2 separate regions of the Homo sapiens genome follow, and region 2 is linked to region 1. A link is an interaction called in ENCODE POLR2A ChIA-PET data of the cell type or tissue named here. Cell type or tissue: HepG2. All regions are shown on one strand.

Evidence for each region. Peaks named below come from ENCODE experiments on the same cell type or tissue, not always from the same donor. Only the 100,000 strongest peaks of a DNase experiment are listed, where the experiment ranks them.
Region 2: POLR2A ChIA-PET joins it to region 1 with 8 read pairs; 1 of 35 experiments calls an interaction of 5 or more read pairs at or near these places.

The regions. Positions count from the first base shown.
Region 1 is chr13:51,545,216-51,549,215 of GRCh38, forward strand. LOC124903175 (a long non-coding RNA gene) reads left to right here and starts at 3,909. Exons shown (of 4, transcript XR_007063804.1): 1 at 3,909-4,000. In HepG2, no CTCF peak of the experiment used is centred here; a DNase peak (open chromatin) is centred at 2,376.
Region 2 is chr13:52,023,263-52,027,262 of GRCh38, forward strand. It overlaps ALG11 (ALG11 alpha-1,2-mannosyltransferase), which reads left to right. Exons shown (of 4, transcript NM_001004127.3): 3 at 744-1,675. It overlaps UTP14C (UTP14C small subunit processome component), which reads left to right and starts at 1,429. Exons shown (of 2, transcript NM_021645.6): 1 at 1,429-1,675. In HepG2, CTCF peaks have their summits at 2,781 (motif pointing left) and 3,232; DNase peaks (open chromatin) are centred at 2,379 and 3,259.

The DNA.
Region 1 (4,000 bases):
GCTTTTTTTTTTTTTTTTTTTTTGAGACAGTGTCTTGCTCTGTCACCCAGGCTGGAGTGCAGTGGTGCAAACATGGCTCACTGCGGTCTCCACTTTTTTCTTTTTTTTTTCTTTTCTTTTTAATTTTTTAATATACTTTAAGTTCTGGGGTACATGTGCAGGTTTGTTACGTAGGTATATATGTGCCATGGTAGTTTGCTGCACCCATCAACCCGTCATCTACATTAGGTATTTCTCCTAATGCTATCTGTCCCCCAACTCCCCACCACCTGACAGGCCCCAGTGTGTGATGTTCCCCACCCTGTGTCCATGTGTTCTCATTGTTCAACTCCCACTTATAAGTGAGAACATGCAGTGTGTGGTTTTCTGTTCTTGTATTAGTTTGCTGAGAATGATGATTTCCATCTTCATCCACGTCCCTGCAAAGGACATAAACTCATCCTTTTTTATGGCTGCATAGTATTCCGTGATGTATATGTGCCACAATTTCTTTATCCAGTCTATCATTAATGGGCATTTGGGTTGGTTCCAAGTCTTTGCTATTGTAAACAGTGCCACAATAAACATACGTGTGCATGTGTCTTTATAGTAGAATGATTTATAATCATTTGGATATATACCCAGTAATGGGATTGCTGGGTCAAATGGTATTTCTGGTTCTAGATCCTGAGGAATCACCACACTGTCTTCCACAATGGTTGAACTAATTTACACTCCCACCAACAGTGTAAAAGCATTCCTATTTCTCCACATCCACTCCAGCATCTGTTGTTTCCTGACTTTTTAATGATTGCCATTCTAACTGGTATGAGATGGTATCTCATTGTGGTTTTGATTTGCATTTCTCTGAAGACCAGTGAAGATGACCATTTTTTTATATGTCTGTTGGCTGCATAAATGTCTTCTTTTGAGAAGTTTCTGTTCATATCCTTTGCCCACTTTTTGATGGAGTTGTTTTTTTCTTGTAAATTTGTTTGAGTTCTTTGTAGGTTCTGATTATTAGCCCTTTGTCAGATGGATAGATTGCAAAATTTTTTTCCCATTCTGTAGGTTGCCTGTTCACTCTGATGATAGTTTCTTTTGCTGTGCAGAAGCTCTTTAGTTTAATTAGATCCCATTTGTCAATTTTGACTTTTGTTGCCATTGCTTTTGGTGTTTTAGTCATGAAGTCTTTGTCCATGCCTATGTCCTGAATGGTATTGCCTAGGTTTTCTTCTAGGGTTTTTGTGGAGTTAGATCTCACGTTTAAGTCTTTAATCCATCTTGTGTTAATTTTTGTATAAGGTGTAAGGAAGGGATCCAGTTTCAGCTTTCTGCATATGGCTAGCCAGTTTTCCCAACATCGTTTATTAAATAGAGAATCCTTTCCTCATTGCCTATTTTTGTGAGGTTTTTCAAAGATCAGATGGTTGTAAATGTGTGATGTTGTTTCTGAGGCCTCTGTTCTGTTCCATTGGTCTATATATCAGTTTTGGTACCGGTACCATGATGTTTTGGTTACTGTAGCCTTGTAGTATAGTTTGAAGTCAGGTAGTGTGATGCCTCCAGCTTTGTTCTTTTTGCTTAGGATTGTCTTGGCTATCTGGGCTCTTTTTTGGTTCCATATGAAATTTAAAGTAGTTTTTCCCAATTCTATGAAGAAAGTCAATGGTAGTTTGATGGGGATAGCACTGAATCTATAAATCACTTTGGGCAGTATGGCCATTTTCACAGTATTGATTCTTTGTGAAAGAAAAATCAATATCCGTGACACTGCAGAGTCTTGCACTATCGCCCAGGCTGGAGTGCAGTGGCATGATCTTGGCTCACTGTAACCTCTGCCTCCTGGGTTCAAGTGATTTTGCTGCCTTAGCCTCCTGAGTAGCTGTGATTACAGGCGCCTGCCACTACGCCCAGCTAATTTTTTGTATTTTTAGTAGAGATGGGGTTTCACCATGTTGGTCAGGCTGTTCTCGAACTCCTGACCTCTTGATTTGCCCGCCTTGGCCTCTCAAAGTGCTGGGATTATAAGTGTGAGCCACCATGTCTGGCCAAGTCTCCATCTTTATGCATCTATTAAATAATACTTTAATGGTGTGCTTGTGGCATGGGCTATATTTATTATGTATTGGTAAGTTAAATTATAACATGAGAAATATAGTTTAAACAATTATAAATTCTATATGCATTATTTTGGCAAAAGTATGAAAGCAAATAAATCACCATAATATGTGGTTTATGAATTATTGATAATTTTTCTTTTTCATTTATCTTATTTACATCTTTCTATAATTATGCAGTAAAAATGACTTTCGGCAGGGTGCAGAGGTTCATGTCTGTAATCCCAGCACTTTGAGAGGCCACGGCAGACAGATCGCTTGAGCTCAGGAGTTCAAGGCCAGCCTGGGCCACATAATGAAACCTTGTGTCTACAAAAATACAAAAAAAAAAAAATTAGCCAGCAGTGGTGGCACACACCTGTAGTCCCACCTATTCAGGAGGCTGAAGTGGGAGAATCACCTGAACATGGGGAGATAGAGGCTGCAGTGAGCCATGATGTGCCACTGCAACTCCAGCCTGAGTGACAGAATGAGAACCTGTCTCAAAAAAAAAAAAAAAAAAAAAACTTTCAGCAGGAACGACAAAATTCAAAGACTGAAAAGGAAATAATGGGGAAATAACCTTAAAAAAATAAGAGAATCCTGAAGACAGATCCTCTTTGTAACTGAATCTCTGCATGTAAGTTAGGCTATGTTGGTGCTATGTAAAAATACTTTGGACTTTGCCAAACACTGAGCTACAGCTACCCAAGCGGCATAAGGGAAAAGTCTGAACATTCTTTGCAAATTCCTACTTCCACAGCACTATTTAAGAATCGAACTAATTTTTATTACATAATTGTAGAAAGATGTAAATAAGATAAATGAAAATAAATCATAAACCACATATCATGGTGATTTATTTACTTCTATACTTTTGCCAAAATAATGTTTTTAGAATTTATAAATTTTTAAACTATATTTTTCATTTTATAATTTAACTTACCAATATATAATAAATATAGTCTATGTCAATAAGCACACCATTAAAATATTATTTAACAGATGCATGAAAGTGGAGACTGCAGTGAGCTGTGTTTACACCACTGCACTCCAGCGTGGGTGATAGAGCAAGGCCCTGTCTCAGAAAAAAAAAAAAAAAAAAAAAGATGCGTGATATTTTATAGTATGGACACATCATAACTTATTTCATCAATAACTTGCTATTAAACATACTGTTAATGTTTTAATGTTATCTTTTTTTAAGTTGTTGTAAAGAATCTCAAAAAGTGAAGCCTGAATAAGTTTTGATGATGGAAACAAATTAGTAGAAACGATCTATGATCTAGGAATTGTTATGTGTATAATAAATCAATTCAAAAACAAAGGCCTATATTTTAGATGCAGCCGCAGAATCCATACTGAGGAATTCTTAAGGAGCTCTGCTGAAGTGGCAAACTCATTTTATTTACTCTTCATTTTTTCCAACTATACCCTGCTTGAAGCTGGGCTCCCTGTTGTTATACATCTTTAAGAAACAAAAATAAATTCTAGCATAATGGGATCAAAACTTGGTAGTCTCTTATGGTAATGAATTCAGAGATCAGTTATAATGAGCAAAGAGACTACTTCCTGCGACAGCCAAAATCATATGGTACCAAACAGACCTAAGATATTTCTCTTCCACGAATGTATGTGTGATATATGCGAAGTGCATACAGCAAGCCCTGGGAGTGTCTGATCATGTATTCTATATTTTGAGCATTATCCACCATGTTTGCTTTTTTTACACTGTGGCTTAACCTACACAAAATGTAGAGAAATCTGTATCATTTGATTATTGATTACTTGAATATGCTGTTAATGAGGTCTTCTTGTGTCTTAGGTTGGGTTTCCCAAGAAGTAGATTCTGAGACAGAGAGTTGTGTGCAGGCGTCTATTGAGAAAACACTTGTGAGGGCATGAGGAAGTAGGACAGCGGC
Region 2 (4,000 bases), 480 kb after region 1:
ATTCATAAATCAACACTTACTGTTGATGCCTGTTCTGTGTGAAACCCTCAGTGGAGGAAATAGCAAAGAACTAGAAGTCATGGTCTCATTTGAAGGACTGTACTTCTAATTCAATAAAAAATGTAGAAAACATCATTTTTAGTATGACCAACATGGAGAAACCCTGACTCTACTAAAAATACAAAATTAGCCGGGCGTGGTGGTGCATGTCTGTAATTCCAGCTACTCGGGAGGCTGAGGCGGGAGAAGCACTTGAACCCGGGAGGCAGAGATTGTCAGCCAAGATGGCGCCATTGCACTCCAGCCTGGGCAACAAGAGTGAAACTGTCTCCAAAAAAAAAAAAAAAATCAAATCTTCTTTATAACTGTAAGAAAATAGTTATCTACAACTTTTTGCTTGATTTTAACCTAATATATTCTTTTTTTTGTTTTTGTTTTTGTTTTTTTGAGACGGAGTTTCACACTTGTTGCCCAGGCAGGAGTGCAGTGATGCAGTCTCGGCTCTCAGTCTCTCAGGGTAGGTAGCAGGCTTTTTTTTTTTTTTTTTTTTGAGATGGAGTCTCACTCTGTCACCCAGGCTGGAGTTCGGTGGCATGATCACGGCTCACTGCAACCTCCGCCTCCTGGGTTCAAGCGATTCTCCTGCCTCAGCCTCCTGAGTAGCTGGGATTACAGGTGCGTGCCACCGTGTCTGGCTAATTTTTGTAACTTAATATATTCTTAACCATTACATTCTATTTTAGGTATCCTGAAGCAGTTTATGTTGTTTATACCGGCGATGTTAATGTCAACGGTCAACAGATACTAGAAGGTGCTTTCAGAAGATTTAACATCAGATTAATTCACCCAGTGCAGTTTGTTTTTTTAAGGAAACGCTATCTTGTGGAAGATTCACTGTATCCTCACTTCACACTGCTGGGCCAAAGTCTAGGATCCATTTTTCTTGGCTGGGAAGCTCTAATGCAGTGTGTTCCTGATGTTTACATTGATTCAATGGGATACGCTTTTACGCTTCCTCTGTTTAAGTATATAGGGGGTTGCCAAGTTGGAAGCTATGTTCATTATCCTACTATCAGCACCGACATGCTCTCTGTAGTGAAGAATCAAAATATTGGATTTAATAATGCAGCCTTCATTACCAGGAATCCTTTTCTCAGCAAAGTAAAGCTCATCTACTACTATTTATTTGCTTTTATTTATGGACTTGTTGGTTCTTGCAGTGATGTAGTCATGGTCAATTCTTCTTGGACACTAAACCATATTCTCTCACTATGGAAAGTTGGGAATTGCACTAACATTGTTTATCCACCTTGTGATGTGCAGACATTTCTGGACATTCCCTTACATGAGAAAAAGATGACCCCAGGACATTTGCTGGTTTCTGTTGGCCAGTTTAGGCCGGAAAAGAATCATCCATTGCAGATCAGAGCCTTTGCTAAATTGCTGAATAAGAAGATGGTTGAGTCACCTCCTTCGCTTAAACTTGTCCTCATTGGAGGTTGTCGTAACAAAGATGATGAACTTAGGGTAAACCAACTGAGAAGGCTGTCTGAGGATTTAGGAGTTCAAGAATATGTGGAATTTAAAATAAACATTCCATTTGATGAATTAAAGAATTATTTGTCTGAAGCAACAATTGGTCTGCATACCATGTGGAACGAGCATTTTGGGATTGGTGAGTTTGGCCTTTAAACAACTTGTTTGGTGCCATGAGATACACATTTTAAGTTCTTTTGATAAAATGATAATACTCTGGAAATCTGCATCATGCCCTAATTCTCTTGCCCTCATCCACCAAATGTGCTTTCCTCACTTGAGACCTTGTAAGATAGTAGTTAATAATAGCAGCTAGTATTTATTGACCAATTCCTGTGTGTGGGCCACTGTGTTGAGATTTTTACATGTATTATCTAATTTAAGCCTTTCTAAACCCGTTTGATAGGTGTTATTGTTATTCCCATTTTATAAATAAAGAAACTCAGGCACAGGAAGGTTTAGAAATTGCTCGAGTTCAGTTACACAGTAAGTGGTAGAGCCCGGATTCTAACCCAGATAGCCCCTGCTCTTAACAGCAACATTTTCTCTCTCCATCTAACCCCACTACATACTTACTGGTACAGATTCCTGGGCCCTACCCTAATCCTACAGAATGGCCAAATGAGAATCTCTGGACAAGGCCCAGGTAGATGTATTTTGATAATGCTGCTTAAGTGATTCTGTTATGCATCAAAAGTTGAGAACCACTGTTTGCATAGGGGCTTCTCACAGTAACTCTTTTAGTCTTTTATTGATTCTACCCTCACCATTGGAATGGCTCTCCTCTTTGTGCCAGATTGCATCATAAGTCTTCAACTTAAATCTCCTTGCACTTTAGCCTTTCTTGTTTATTCTGGCACAAACTGCTATCTCTATTCTGACCTGTTAAGCACACATTTTGCTATAAAATCAAGTACTGCTTTGTGTTTAATTTGGGTCCACATATATTTCTCAAGCGCTTTGTGCCTCACACTGTTAGTTGTTAGGGGAAATGAGGATAACATAAAAGTGACATTTCCTAAACTAAGACTTCAATTTCTCTTATACTCTTTTTACTCCTAGTTAGTAGTGTAGTGCTAGGCCCAGACATTAAGCAAGAACTTGTTGACCCAACCTGTTGCATGGGATCTGACCTCCTGTGCTTCCTTCCATAGAAACTTACTAAGCATTCACTCTGCTGAGCGCTTGGGTGGATGCTAGGGATGTGGTGGAGACAGGAGCTGCTTGGCCTGTCAGAGGCTTCCCACCCTCTGGTGGTACCAACAGGCTACACAGGCAAGTGCCGTGCCGTGCTGTGCCGTGTGCCAGGTGCTATGCTAAGGAAGTGCAGGGTGATGTGAAAGCGCCAAAGAGAAACCTAACACAGACTTGTGCGGGCAGGGAACAGTTGCCCAAGGAAATGATGTGACACTTGAGCAGGACCCGAACAATAGAGGTTAGCCAGGAGAGAGGGGAGAGTCTCCAGCAGAGGGAACAGCACTGTGACAGGAGTGACAACAGATGCATCAATAGGAACATTCAGCAGGAAGACAACAGAGAGGTGATATAGGCCAGGTTAAGCCAGTGGAAAAAAATAGCAGGATTTTAAGTATTGCACGTAAAAGCTTTCTGATTTCTCCAGTCCATTCTGGCCACATGGGGAGTGGATCAGTGAAGAGCAGGGAGAGCAAGACTGGAAGGGCAGTAAGATGAGCCGGCCTACTGTAGCAGCCCAGATGGAGGTGCTCATGAGCTGAACTTCGTAGGTGAACATGCTTGAGAAACATTCTGCAGTAGTATTGACCAGGACTTGGTGATTAACTGGATGTGTTAAATGAGGGAGGAAGAGAAGACTACCTAGGGTTTTGGGAGCAGGGCAGCTGTGAGAATGGTGTTGGCTTTCTCCCAGAGGGGAAATCCAAGAGCAAATGCCATTAATGAGCCAAGTTTTGAACCTGCAGAATTTGAGTTCATCTGTGGGACATGTGAGGGCATGCGTCCAGGAGGTAGTTTTGTATATAGGAGTCTGAAGTTGAGAGGAGTCTGGTCTGGAAATAAAAAATGAGGATTGTCCTTGTGCAGGTAGTTATCAAAGCTCCCGTGGATGTGGTTAAGATCGCCTGGGGAATATGTACAGAGTGAAAAGAGGCTCTCAGTACAAAATGCAGAGAACAGGAACAGCTGAGAAATGGGGAGAAGAAATGGAGAGGCGGGGAAAGCCATCCAAGTGCAGTGTCTTAGAAACCAAGGAAGAGAGTGTTTGGAGAAGAATGGAGAGGGCACAGATTCCGATGCTGCCCAGATGCTGGGGAAGGTAAGGCAGTCACTGGTGACCTGGGCAAGAGCAGTCTTGAGGGAGAAGTAGAAGCAAAAGTCAGACTATGAGCAAAAATCAAAAGTCAAGCACTCAGAAGTGAACAAGTAGAGTTGGTAAGTGCAAACCACACTTTCAGTAAGTTTATCTGTGAAGTACGGGGAGGGGGAG